Linked DNA regions of Homo sapiens: region 2 is linked to region 1. A link is an interaction called in ENCODE POLR2A ChIA-PET data of the cell type or tissue named here. Cell type or tissue: HepG2. All regions are shown on one strand. Each heading gives the region's core, and the rest is flanking DNA. Links, peaks and the distances in the headings are about the cores only.

The links. ChIA-PET counts read pairs that join two places held together with the same protein. Peaks named below come from ENCODE experiments on the same cell type or tissue, not always from the same donor. Only the 100,000 strongest peaks of a DNase experiment are listed, where the experiment ranks them.
Region 2: POLR2A ChIA-PET joins it to region 1 with 5 read pairs; 8 of 35 experiments call an interaction of 5 or more read pairs at or near these places.

The regions. Positions count from the first base shown.
Region 1 is chr14:75,501,172-75,508,221 of GRCh38, reverse strand. No RefSeq gene overlaps it. Among named protein-coding and RNA genes, the nearest start is that of BATF, 18 kb to the left of the region's middle. In HepG2, for the core only: no CTCF peak of the experiment used is centred there; a DNase peak (open chromatin) is centred at 3,591.
Region 2 is chr14:75,300,320-75,307,369 of GRCh38, reverse strand. No RefSeq gene overlaps it. Among named protein-coding and RNA genes, the nearest start is that of LINC01220, 9.4 kb to the right of the region's middle. RefSeq lists an enhancer at 2,982-3,151. In HepG2, for the core only: a CTCF peak has its summit at 3,684 (motif pointing right); a DNase peak (open chromatin) is centred at 3,699.

The sequences.
Region 1 (7,050 bases), core at 1,840-5,839:
CCTCTGAGCCATTCTTTAGCTTCACCCCATAAGTTTTGGTATGTTGTGTTTTGTTTTCATTAATTTCAAAGTATTTTCTAATTTCCATTGTGATTTTTTTCTTTGACCTATTGGTTCTTTAGGAGTGGTTTTAAAATATCCCTATCCTTTTGAATTTCCCACATATTTTCTCCTATTGATTTCTAATTTTATTCCACTGTGATTGGAGAACATACTTTGTATGATTTCAGCCCTTATAACTTTATTGAGACTATCATATGGTCTCTTCTGGAAAATATTTCATGATGCACTTGAGAAGAATGTGTGTTTTGCTGTTGTTGAGTGGAATATTCTATTAATGTCTGATTTAGGTTCAAGTTTTTTATTTCCTTGTTGATCTTCTGTCATTCCATCTATTAATGAAAGTGGGGTATTAGAGTCTTCAACTATTATTATTATTATTATTATTTTGAGACAGAGTTTCACTCTTTCACCCAGGCTGGAGTGAAGTGGTGCGATCTCAGCTCACTGCAACTTCTGTCCCCCAGGTTCAAGGGATTCTCTTGCCTCAGCCTCCTGAGTAGCTGCGATTACAGGCGCCTGCCACCAGGCCCGGCTAGTTTTTTATATTTTTAGTAGGCATGGGGTTTTGCCATGTTGGCCAGGCTGATCTCGAGCTCCTGACCTCAGGAGCTTTCCACTTCAGCTTTCCAAAGTGCTAGGATTACAGGCATGAGCCACTGCACCCGGCCTCAACTATTATTCTTGTATCGTCTATTTCTCTCTTTAATTCTGTGAGTTTTTGCTTCATTTATTTTAAGGACTATATTGTTAGCTGCATATATATATTCATAATTGTTAAGTTTTCTTAATGGATTGACCCTTTTATTATTGTCAAGTGTCCTTCTTTGCTGTAGTAACATTTGTTGATTTTTGTCTGATATTAACATAGCTACTTCAGCTTTCTTTTAAATACTGTATTCATCGTTTATGTTTTTTTCCATCCTTTTACATACAACCTATTTATGTCTTTGAATCTAAAATATGTTTCTTATAAACAGCATTTGGTTGGATTTTTTTTTATCCATTCTGCCAGTCTCTGTTTTTTGATTGGAGTATTTAACCTATTTATATTTAATGTAATTACTGATAGGGTAAGATTTATATCAGCCATTTTGCCAGTTGTTTTCTACATGTCTTATGTCTTTTTTGTGCCTCTATTCCTCCATTACTGCCTGCTTTTGTGTCTCATGGATATTTTCTAGTGTACTATTTTAACTAACTTGCCATTTCTTTTATCACATTTTTTGAGTTGTTTTTTTTTAATGGTTGCCCTGGGGATTACAATTAACAGCTTAGAATAATATAGTTCAGGTGAATACAAACTTTAATTTTAAGTTTGTAGATTATTAATTTTAATAATTACAAAACTTTACTTCTTTATAACTCCATTTTCCTCCTCTTCACTTGTGCTAATATTATCATAAAATTACTTCTTTATTTACTATATGTCCATCAACACATATTTATAGTTATTACTTTTTGCAGTTATCTTTTAAGTCAGATTGGAAATAAAAATTGTTATAAACAAAATATACATTTACATTTTCTTGTATATTTACCCATGTAGTTAACTTTACTGGCGCTCCTCATTTCTTCTTGTGGATTCAAGTTACTGTCTAGTGTCCTTTCATTTCAGCCTGAAGGACTCTCTTTAGTGTCTCTTACAAGGCAGATCTAGTAATGATTTCTCTCAGCTTTTGTTTATCTGGGAATGCCTTAATTTTGCCTTCATTTTTAAATTATTTTAAAAATAAAAGTATAATTCATATACTGTATAATTCACCCATTTAAAGTGTACAATATAATGGCCTTGAGTGTATTCATAGAGTTACGCATTCATCACAACAATCAATTTTAAAACGTTTTCATTGCTCCAAAAATAAACCCTGCACCCCTTAGCCATCCCCCCCCCAAAATCTCATCTATCCATTCGCTCAAGCCCTAGGCAACCACTAATCTACTTTCTGTCTCTATAGATTTTTCTATTTATGGATTTAATTGACTGTGTAAAAGAACCATCTTTTGATTTTATTGATTATCTTTGCTCTGTTGGTTTTCTCTGTACCTTTTTTCTACTGAGTACAGTCGTAGTTTATTCTTTCCGATTCCTGTTGATATTCCAGTGAATGAATGTACCATAATTTATTTGTTTATTCAATTATTGAATAAATTTTGGGTTTTTAGGCACATCTTTGATATGTTCCTAGCACTTCAATCCTATTCTTTATGTATTTTTATCTTTTCCCTTTCACAATGGAATACCCAGAAAACTGACTTACATCCAATGAGTAAAGACTTACTGCTCTCAGCATATGCAATCAATTCCATTTTTTTGTCTCAGTTGCTAGGAGATTGAAAGATCTACATTTCATATCATTAATGTTAGCACTTTCACTTTTCTAGTTTTTACTATTTTAAGAAAAAAGCAATATGAAATAAAATATTAGATAATTACACAAAAAGGCTGCTATATAAAGAGGCAAGCCTCCTGACATTGAATTGTTGACTGGCTGAGAGAACCACCAAATATCCCGCTCTTTTCCAATTCTCATTGAAAGGACAGCAAAAAACTGCAGTAAGGACTTGACTCAGGATAAAACTGATCAGGGAAATAAGGGGCATCAGCAGACTAGAGATTCCGATGTATTTCTAGAAGACTAAAAAAATGTTGGAAACGTGTATTATTTTATTTTATTTTTATTTTTTGAGACAAGGTCTTGCTCTGTTGCCCAGGCTGGAGTGCAGTGGTGTGATCACAACTCAGCTCTGCGTGTTCCTCCTACCTCAGCCTCCCGAGTAGCTGGAACTGCAGGAGCACATCACCACACCTGGCTAATTTTTTAAAAAACTTTTTGTAGAGATGGGGTTTCACCACGTTGCCCAGGCTGGTCTCGAACTCATGGACTCGAGAGATCCACCCATCTTAGCCTCCCAAAGTGCTGGGATTACAGGCATGAGCCACTGTGCCTGGCTGAAATGTGCCTTCTTTAGTCGATCAGTAAAAATCCAGTTTAGCACATGAAAGGAGACTGACTAGAGAGAGAGAAAGACAGTAGTACAATAGAAAACTATACAGCCACTAAAAATGATGTTGCAAAAGAATGATAAAATAATAATGTACAATGATGTTCACGATATATTAAATTATTATAAATATATTGATATACAATATATAATAACTAAATAATAATATAAATAAATTTAAAGGCAAGTTAAAAAGCAATGTATTTAGCATGTTCGTATTCTTATTAAGAAAACACCTATGTATTTAATTGGCAGATTATGCATCAAAATGGTAACAATGACACAAACAATGTACATGTTTTCTCTAGCAAACAAGTTTCTATGGTTTGAATGCGTCCCCCAGAATTCATGTTTTGGAAACTTAATTCCCAATCCAACAGTACTGGGGCCAGTAAGTGGGGCCTAATGGGAGGTGTTTAGGTCATGAGGGCTCTGCCCTCACAAATAGATTAATGTTATCATAAAAAGGGTTTGAGAGCATAAGTTTGCTCTCTTGTACTTTTGCCCTTTCACCTTCTGCTATGTGATGGCACAGGAAGAAAGTTATGGCAAGATGCCAGCACCTTGATCTTGGACTTCCCAGCCTCCAGAACTATATACTAGTAAATTTCTGTTCATTATTAACTAGCCAGTATCAGGTATTCTGTTATAACAGCACAAAGTGGACCAAGACATATATAATGTAATAATAGAAATGACCATAAATTGTTATATACCTACCGGAGACCAGATTTTAGAATATCTCCAAGCAATTTTAAGAATGTGGCTGTTAGAGGGGAATGGCAGTAGTATGGACAGATTGGGGTTTATATAGCTCAATAAAATTGATAGACTTTTGCAAGATTAAGCATCTTTTTCTCCATCAGCCTCATGTGTACATATGTCAAATTTTCCAATTCATGTCATAAGAAAGTCTTTAATCAACCTGGTTCCTCAGCAAATAGAACATGATTTGTCTTAACTCCATATGGTTTCCATGTTTGGACATACATGTTCCTACATTGCCCATTCTCCCCTTTGTGGCCTTTCCAACGTTCCTTTAATCTAGTCTCCCCATGGTAGACATAAACATCCTTGGGAATCTTAATGACAACATAAAGGGCCAGTTCCATGGAGCCTTACTAACTGCCACTCAGGAATGAAAGGATGAGATTTCCCTGTGAGCCGCCATCCTTTTGAACATAGAATTCATGTAAATGAAATATATCTGAGCAATGTATTTCTAAACGAATCTTGTGGTACTGATTTACGGGGCATTTTGTTTTTATTGCCACCCTGGAAGTAGGCAGGATAAAGCATATAACAGCCTCTCTATGCACACTACTATCCTCAAGGATATATCTGGAAGGATACAAGATTATTATTCCTCTCTCATTCTACTGGTAGGGATAGCTTTTTTGGATCCACGTAGATACATGGTAGGATTAAGAAGTTAAGGACTGGCTGGGCATGGTGGCTCATGCCTGTAATCCCAGCACTTTGGGAGGCAAAGGCGGGTGGATTGCTTGAGCTCAGGAGTTTGAGACCAGCCTGGGCAATATGGCAAAACCCTATCTCTCCAAAAAGAAAGAAAAGAAAACACAAGAAAAGAAAAGAAAAGAAAAGAAAAGAAAAGAAAAAAAAGTTAGCTGGGAGTGGTGGTGTGCACCAGTAGTCCCAGCTACTCTGGAGGCTGAAGTGGGAGGATCACTCAAGCCTGGGAGGCAGAAGTTGCAGTGTGCTGAGATCCTGCCACTGCACAATAGAGACTCTGTCTGAAAAAAAAAAAAAAAAGTTAAGGCCTGAGAAAATAGATGCACCAGTGGGCTTTCTAATTCCATTATTATCTAAAGATTACTCTTAAAACCCCCTCACATCTCTAATCCAAGACAGACTACTAAGCTCGTGTGCTTCACGTGCCATTGAGATGACAGAGAAGACATGCAGAGAGAAACAGATTCATAACAAAGCTTAATAATGGGAGGGAGAAATGTGAGCAGGTCAGGAGACAGCCTGAATAATTTCTGGGTAAGAGAAAATGAAAGAACCATCGTGAGAGAGAAACCATGGTGGAAAGAGCCTTGGCTAAAACTAGTAACGTGCAAGTGCCAAGACTGGAGTAGAAAACGGAGCAGAAATGAAGGTGGGCATCAGGGTACTGCCTCAAGTTGCACCATCCAACATGATAGCCACTAGCTACATGTGGGTATTGAGCCCTTGAATGTGGCCAATTAGTTCTATTAGAAGCAGAACTAATCAATTTTATTTTTATTTATTTATTTATTTACTGAGCCAGAGTCTCGCTCTATCACCCAGGCTGGAGTGTAGTGGTGAGATCTCGACTCACTGCAACCTCCGCCTCCCGGTTCAAGCGATTCTTCTGCCTCAGCCTCCAAAATGGCTGGGATTATAGGTGCCTGCCACCAGGCCCGGCTAATTTTTATATATTTATTAGAGACAGGGTTTCACCATGTTGGCCAGGCTGGTCTTGAATTCCTGACCTCAAGTGACCCACCCGCCTCAGCCTCCCAAAGTGCTGGGATTACGGGTGTGAGCCACTGCGCCTGGCCAGAACGAATTAATTTCAGATGCGCACTGAAGTATTTAAGAGTGATGTGTCATGTTATCTACAAGTTATATATAGATAGTATCTTAGATGATATTATTAAATTATTGTTAAATTCCTTAGGTGTGATAATGACATTGTGGTTATGTCCTTGTCTTTAGGAGATGTACACTGAAGTACTTAAGACTGATAGGTCATGTTCTCTACAAGTTATTTTCTAATGGCTTACAAAGAAATATGTAAGAGTGTGTGTGTGTGTGTGTGTGTGTGTGTGTGTGTGTGTTTGTGTTTAAAACTGGTGAACCTATTACAGAATGGAGGCTCACTGTTCTAGTATAGCAACTTTTTGATTGATTTGCTTTTTTCCCCAAAAATTTTTAAAAATGGGTGATAAAATGCTACATGATCATAGTAGGAAAAGTTTATGTTATTTTGTCACCAAGATGAAACAAAGGTGACTCCAGTAAAAATCTATATAGAAAGTTGTAATTTGAAAAAGAAGCAAACCAAAATGTAATACAATTTTATGCAATTGGTAGATTGTAACAATAAAAAAAATCCATTTGACATTTGATCTTGCAACAGTTCCCTTTAGGCGGCTCAGTTTGAATAGCATAGGATTACATTTGCTTGTCTGCAGGTCAAACCTCACTATTTAGATTGTCACTAAAGAATACACAATAAAATTATTGTAATTACTGTCTTCTGTTTTCAATTCTTAGGAACAATCTTTGAATAAAGCATGGAAGACTAAGTTATAGTAAAGTAATATAATAAAGTCATGGTAGAATAAAAAATGACAATGTTATTTATAGTGGTGTTTCTTCCGGTTTTAATTTTATTATTATATTTTCTTGTTTGTATGTTTGAAATATTTCACAGTAAAAAAAATTAAAAGTAATTGTTTATTAGCTGACCATAATCAGAAATAGAAATAGGAGATACAGAGAAGGTATTTATAAGTTCCCCAGAGAACAGACTCTGAGACTCTAAGACTTGGGTATAGGGAGGTTGTTGGAGAGTGTTCTCAGAAACATCACCTGTGAGAGTTGAGGGAGCCAAGACCAGGCAGGGGAGGAGTGAGTAGATACAAGGCCCCAGTCAATGCTGCAAGAAGTTTGGGAGGAGGCAGATGGCTCTTCAAAGTTGCTCCATTGAGGCCAATAGGCTGGCTACACCATTATAACACATAACCCATACTGACCAGTCACTGGATATGGGCTGCCCTCTGGGAGGTGGCATAATCTCTCACATAATCTCCAGGTAACTCCCTTCAGCCAAAAGCAATTCTTGGAGAGGGACTCAGCTGAGACCTCTTAGCTGCCAGCACTCCCCAAAGTTGGGGAATCAAGGCCTTGGTCCTGAAAGGGATCTGGGCAGCACGCCACACCACAGTGTCCATTACAAGGCAGAAGGAAGTCTGCCTTGTGTATTTTCCT
Region 2 (7,050 bases), core at 1,941-5,940, 200 kb after region 1:
TTAGAAACAATGTATGGAAGCATTTGGAAAAATATACCTCTTTGTATATGCTGGCCATGGAGGGCAGAGAGTAGTTCCTATCTGACAGGGCTGTTCTTTAACTTAAATGATGAGTTTGAAGCACTTGGCACACAGTAAACACTCAGCACATGATACATATTGTTTAACATGTTCAGTGTGGTTACCTGCTTAAAAAACAGATGGTCCTCATAGCATCTAGTGTCATCTTGCACACATCATAAAGAGACAGAACCCTGCCACCGTGTGGAGAGCAGGGCTCACACAGGAGGTATCATGCCCGAGACCCAGGATATGTTTAGGAATACATAAACATGTTTTCATTTCTTTTGAAAATCAGAAGAAAAAAATTAACTTTTACATTGAAAAAAAGTTTTATTTTTTTTGTTTTGTTTTGGAGTAAGAGTCTCCCTCTATCCCCCAGGCTGGAGTGCAGTGGTGTGATGTCCTCGGCTCACTGCAGCCTCCTCCTCCCAAGTTCAAGCGATTCTCATGCCTCAGCCTTCTGAGGAGCTGGGATTATAGGCGCCCGCCACCACGCCCGGCTAATTTTTTGTATTTTTAGTAGAGACAGGGTTTCACCATGTTGGCCAGTCTGGTCTCAAACTCCTGACCTTAGGTGATCCACCCGCCTTGGCATCCCAAAGTGTTGGGATTATAGGCGTGAGCCACCATGCCCAGCCTGAAAAAAAGTTTTAATATATAATATTAATATATTTTTCTTTATACCAATGTAGTCATAAAATATAATTTTATAATTATATTAATTGTTAATCAATATAATTATTAATTAACTTGACTATTATCAAGTGATTTTTGACAAAAGTGCCAAGACCATTCAATGGGGAAAGGACAGTCTTTTCAACAAATGGTGCTGGGAAAACTGGATATCCACGTGTAAATGAAGTTGGACACTTGCCTAACACCATATGCAAAGATTAACTCAAAATGCATCAAAGACCCAAATGTAAGGCCTAAAGCTGTAAAACTCACCGAAGGAAACACAGGAGATAAGCTTCACAACATTAGATTTGGCAATGATTTTTCTGGATATGACACTTTTATTGCATAAGCAATAAAAGAAAAAATAGACAAATTAGACTTCATGAAAATTTTTAAATTTTGTGCAAGAAAAGACACTAGCAACAGAGTGAAAAAGCAACCCACAAGATGAGATAAAACATTTGCAAATCATATAGCTGATAAAGGATTAATATCCAGAATATATAAAGAACTCCTAAAACTCAACAACAAAAAAGCAAACAACCCAGTTCAAAAATGGCCAAAGGACTTGAATAGACATTTCTCCAAAGAAGATATATAAATGGCTAATAAATAAGCACAAAAGATGTTCGACATCACTAGACATTAGGGAAATGGAAATCAAAACTACAGTGAGATACCACCTCACACCCATTAGGATGGCTACTATTAAAAAAAAACACACAAGACCATGCACAGTGGCTCACGCCTGTAATCCCAGCACTTTGGGAGGCCAAGGTGGGTGGATCACCTGAGGTTGGGAGTTCGAGACCAGCCTGACCAACATGGAGAAACCCCATCTCTACTAAAAATACAAGATTAGCTGGGCGTGGTGGTGTATGCCTGCAATCCCAGCTACTCAGGAGGCTGAGGCAGGAGAATTGCTTGAACCCAGGAGGCAGAGGTTGCAGTGAGCTGAGATCACGCCATTGCACTCTAGCCTGGGCAACGAGAGCAAAACTCCGTCTCAAAAACAAAAAACGAAAACACCACACTCACACACACAGGCTAGGTGCAGTAGCTCATGCCTGTAATCCCAACACTTTGCAAGGCTGAGGCAAGAGGATTGCTTGAGCCCAGGAGTTTGAGACCAGCCAAAGCAACATAGTGAGACCCCATCTCTACAAAAAAAAAAATTAAATTACATTACATTAAAATTAGCCAGGTGTGGTGGTCCATGCCTATAGTCCCAGCTACTCGGGAGGCTGAAGTGGGAGCATCGCTTGAGCCCAGGAGATCAAGGCTACAGTGAGCCATGAGCATACCACTGCACTCCAGCCTGGGCAACAGAGCAAGACTCTCTAAAAAAAATACACACACACACACACACACACACACACACACACACAGAGAGAGAGAAAAAATTACAAACTTTGTCAAGGATGTAGAGAAATTGGAACTCTATGCACTGTTGGTGAGAATGTAAAATGGCACAGCTGCTGTGGAAAACAGTGTGGGGGTTTCTTTTAAAATTAAAAATAAAATTACCATATGACCCCAAAATTCTACCCTGCGTATATACCCCCAAAAACTGAAAGCTGATCTCAAAGAGATATTTGTACACCCATGTTCATAGCAGCATTATTCATAATAGCTAAAATGTAGAAGCAACCCAAATGTCCATCAATGATGAATGGATAAGCAAAACGTGGTGTATATGTATAATGGAATATTATTCAGCCTTAAAAAGGAAAGACATTCCAACACATACTGCAGCCTGAATGAAGCTTGAGGCCATTATACTACGTGATACAAGCCAGTCAGAAAAGGATACCCACTGTATGATTCCACTTATATAAAGTCCCTTAAAATCATAGCAACAGAAAGTAAAATGGTGGATGCCAGGGGCTGGGGAGAGGGAAGAATAAGAAATTACTGTTTAATGGGTACAGGGTTTCAGTTTTAGGAGACAGAGTTCTAGAGACAGACAGATGGTGGGATGGTGGTGACAGCTGCACGACATTGTGAATGTATTTAATACCACTGACCTGGACACTTAAAAATGGTTAAGATGGCAAATGTTGTGTGTATTTTACCACCATATATAAAAAATAGGAAGAAAAAAAAAAAAGGAGGCCTGGTCACAGTGGCTCACACCTGTAATCCCAGCACTTTGGGAAGCCGAGGAAGGCAGAGTGTTTAGCCCAGGAGCTGGAGACAAGGTTTTGTACGAAACCATGTCTGTACAAAAAAATACAAAAATTAGGCAGGCATGGTGGCACACACTTATAGTCGCAGCCACCAGGCCCGATCAGAAAATTTATTCTTTTTTTTTTCTTCTTCTTTTTTGAGACAGTGTTGCTTCGTCACCCAGGCTGGAGTGCAATGGCACCATCTCGGCTCACTGCAACCTCCGACTCCCAAGTTCAAGTGGTTCTCCTGCCTCAGCCTCTCGAGTAGCTGGAATTACAGGCACCCGCCACTACACCCGGTTAATTTTTGTATTTTTAGTAGAGACAGGGTTTCACCATGTTGGCCAGGCTGGTCTTGAACTCCTGACCTCGTGATCCGCCCGCCTCGGACTCCCAAAGTGTTGGGATTATAGGCGTAAGCCACGACACCCACCCCAATTTATTCTTAAGAATACACTCTGCAGGCCGGGCGCGGTGGCTCATGCCTGTAATCCCAGCACTTTGGGAGGCAGAGGCGAGTGGGTGGCCTGAGCTCAGGAATTCGAGACCAGTCTGGGCAACATGGCAAAACCCTGTCTCTACAAAAAATAAAATTAAATTAAAATGAAGAATAAATGTACTAATGCTATCGGAATCCGTATGCCCATTTGCTTTTAGAGAAGATCCTATTCCCCAAGAGTGTGATGTGTTTTACAATTCATGCACGGTGTCTTTATCCCCTCGGTCGAAGATTGTCATATCCTTTAGTGGTCAAGAGGGGGCGCAGCGACTCAACCTAAAGCGTGGAAATCCCAGTGGCCTGTAGATCACAGATGCCGAAATGTGAAAGCCTTGGTCCTGGAATTAGCATTATGGACTTCACCTGGGAGATTGTTAGAGACGCAGAATCTCGATCCTACCCCAGATCTGCCTCAGAATTTGCACGTTAAGAAGATCCCCGGTCGAAGGACAGGCACAGAGGCTCAGGTCTGTAATCCCAGCACTTTGGGAGGCCAAGGCGGGTGGATCAGGAATTCCTGCTGGTCAGGAGTTCGACACACAGCCTGGCCAACATGGTGAAACCTCGTCTCTACTAAAAACACAAAAATTAGCCGGACGTGCTGGTGAGTGCCTGTACTCCCAGATACTTGGGAGGCTGAGGCAGGAGAATGGCTTGAACCCGGGAGGCGGAGGTGGCAGTGAGCCGAGATCACGCCACTGCACTCCAGCCTGGGCGACAGAGTGAGACTTGGTCTCAAAATAAAAAATAAAAATAAAAAAAAGAAGATCCCCGGGGTAATTTATAGACACATTAAAATTTGAGAAGTACTGGTTGAAAGTGTCTAGTCATAGAAAGGGAAGCTTCTTCCTCAAAGGAAAAGAGGGTAGGAAAGGAGCTGGCTAAGGCCTCCCTTGAAGCCCCCAAATGTCCTGTTCCTTCGACCAAGCAACCAACATCAATCAAGATGGAATTGGAGCCACAGGAGAGGGTGTAAAAGCATTTCATTGGTCATAAATGCATAGGCTTGGCCGGGCGCAGTGGTTCACGACTGTAATCTCAGCACTTTGGGAGGCCGAGACAGGCAGATCACTTGTGGTCAGAAGTTCGAGACCAGCCTGGGCAACATGGTGAAACCCCATCTCTACGAAAAATACAAAAATTAGCCAGATGTGGTAGCACGCACTTGTAATACCAGCTACTCAGGAGGCTGAGGCAGGAGAATCACTTGAACCAGGGAAGTGGAGGTTGCAGTGAGCCGAGATGGCACCACTGCACTCCAGCCTGGGGGACAAAGCAAGACTCCGTCTCAAAAAAAAAAAAAAAAGGCATAGGCTTTTTCCATTTCAATAAATGCTTATTGATTGCTTACTGTGTGCTGGGCATCAGGGATACAATTGTGAGCAAAAATCAGACCCTGTTCCTGCCCTCATGGAGCTTTCAGCCTAGTGGGGACACCAAGTGTGTGTAATCCCATAATCACACATAACTACAAACCTTGTCCTTGCTCTGCAGGTTCAGAGAGAGGGCCATGACAGAGTAAAGGGAAAGGGAGTGGGGATGAGGGGCTGCTTTATATGGAATGTTCAGAGAAATCCTCAGAAGAAGTCATCTTTTTGTTTTGTTTTGTTTTCAGAGTTGAGGTGTCACTTTGTCATCCAGGCTGGAGTAAAGTGGTGCCATCATGACTCATTGCAGCCTCCACCTCCAAGCCTCAAGCGATCCTCCCACCTCAGCCTCCCAGCTAGCTGGGACCACAGGTATGCACCACCACGCCTGGATAATTTTGTTTATCTTTTGTAGAGATGAGGTCTCACTGTGTTGCCCAGGCTGGTCTTGAACTCCTGAGCTCAAATGACCCTCCTGTCTCGGCCTCCAAAGTGCTGGGATTACAGGCATGAGCCACCAGGCCTGACCAGGAAGTGAGCTTTAAGCTAGAGATCTGAAGGATGTGTGGGAGTTAGCCAGGAAAGAGTAGAGTTCCTGTGCGGGGGGTGGCGGGGGAGGGGACAGAATGTACAAAGGTCACGCAACAGAGAGGAACATGCTTACTCAAGGAACTGAGAGAAGACAGGCATGGAGTGATGCAAGATGAGGCTGAGACAGAGGAGGGCAGGAAGGGGCAGCTCGATGGGGCCAGGGACCAGAGGACACAGGCTCACCCAGACCTGATTGAGGTAGCCCCCCAGTTCCCAAAGTGACTACTGCATGGTTCTGCCTCCCGGGGGCCCTGCACCAAATGGCCCATGTGGACATCTCACCTCTGTCCTTCCAGTTCCCATTCTCTTCCTATCCTCCCCTGCTCTCCCCGCTACTAATCCTTTCTTTACCTCGTCACCATCAGCTCCTCTATTGCTTATCCTCTTCTCGCTTGCCCTCCCCAGCATCTTCCTCATTCACCCTTTTTTTTTTTTTTTAAGGCAAGGTTTCACTCTGTTGCCCCCAGGTTGGAGTACAGTGGCATGATTGTGGCTCACTGCAGCCTCAAACTCCCAGGCTTAGTTGATCCTCCCAAGTAGCTGGGACTACAGGTGCATGCCACCATGCTGAGCTAATTTTTTTTGTATTTTCTGTAAAGATGGGGTTTCACCATGTTGCCTAGGCTGGTCTTGAACTGCTAAACTCAAGCGATCCACCAGCCTCGGTCTCCCAAAGTACTAGAATTACCAGCATGAGCCACTGCACCCAGCCTCATTTACCATCTCCACCTGCTCCCAACTTTTCCAGGAAATCGAACGTCAGTCTCCAAGCCTATCTTCCCCTGAAAAGAAGATAATCTTTAAGTCAGACACAACCAGCATTCATTGAGAGCTCACCATGTGCTGGGCCCGGCATCACTTTCCACATTTTTTTCATTTAACCCTCACAGCAATCTTATCCAATAGCTACTATCATTCCAGTTTTACACTTGAGGAAATCGAAGTGTAGAGACAGTAAGTAGTTTTCTCAAGATTACGCAGCTAGAAACTGGTTGAACCAATACTACCCTCCTGTGTGATAACAGGGACTGCACATTGTCCTGTTTGACAGCGTACTAACTGCACGACTACATTTCGAAAGCCTTAAAAATGTGCACACCCTTTGGCCCATTTCTGAAAAAGTCAACTTAGATGTGTACAGAGGTCCCTGCAGCATTTCTACAATAGCACAGAATTTGGAAACAACCCAAAGGTTCAACAATATAGGGTTGGTTAAATTGTGGGTCATTTAGAACTAGAAACCTATATAACCTTTTTTTTTTTTTTTTTTTTTTTGAGACAGAGTCTCGCACTGTCGCCCAGGCTGGAGTGCAATGACACGATCTTGGCTCACTGCAACCTCCGCCTCCCAGGTTCAAGCAATTCTCCTGCCTCAGCCTCCCAAGTAGCTAGGCTTACAGGCGCGTGCCACCACGCCGGGCTAATTTTTTGTATTTTTAGTAGAGACAGGGTTTCACGGTTGGCCAGGCTGGTCGCGAACTCCTGACCTCATGATCCACCCACCTGGGCCTCCCAAAGTGCTGGGATTATAGGCATGACCCACCACGCCCAGTCTCATGACTATTAAAGTGATCATGTAAAAAAAATTTGATGTCCATGAACTACCATGTAGAAGAAGCAAAATGACAATACTTGTAATTACAAGTATTACAGCATGGTCCTGTTTTTGCAAAAACTACAG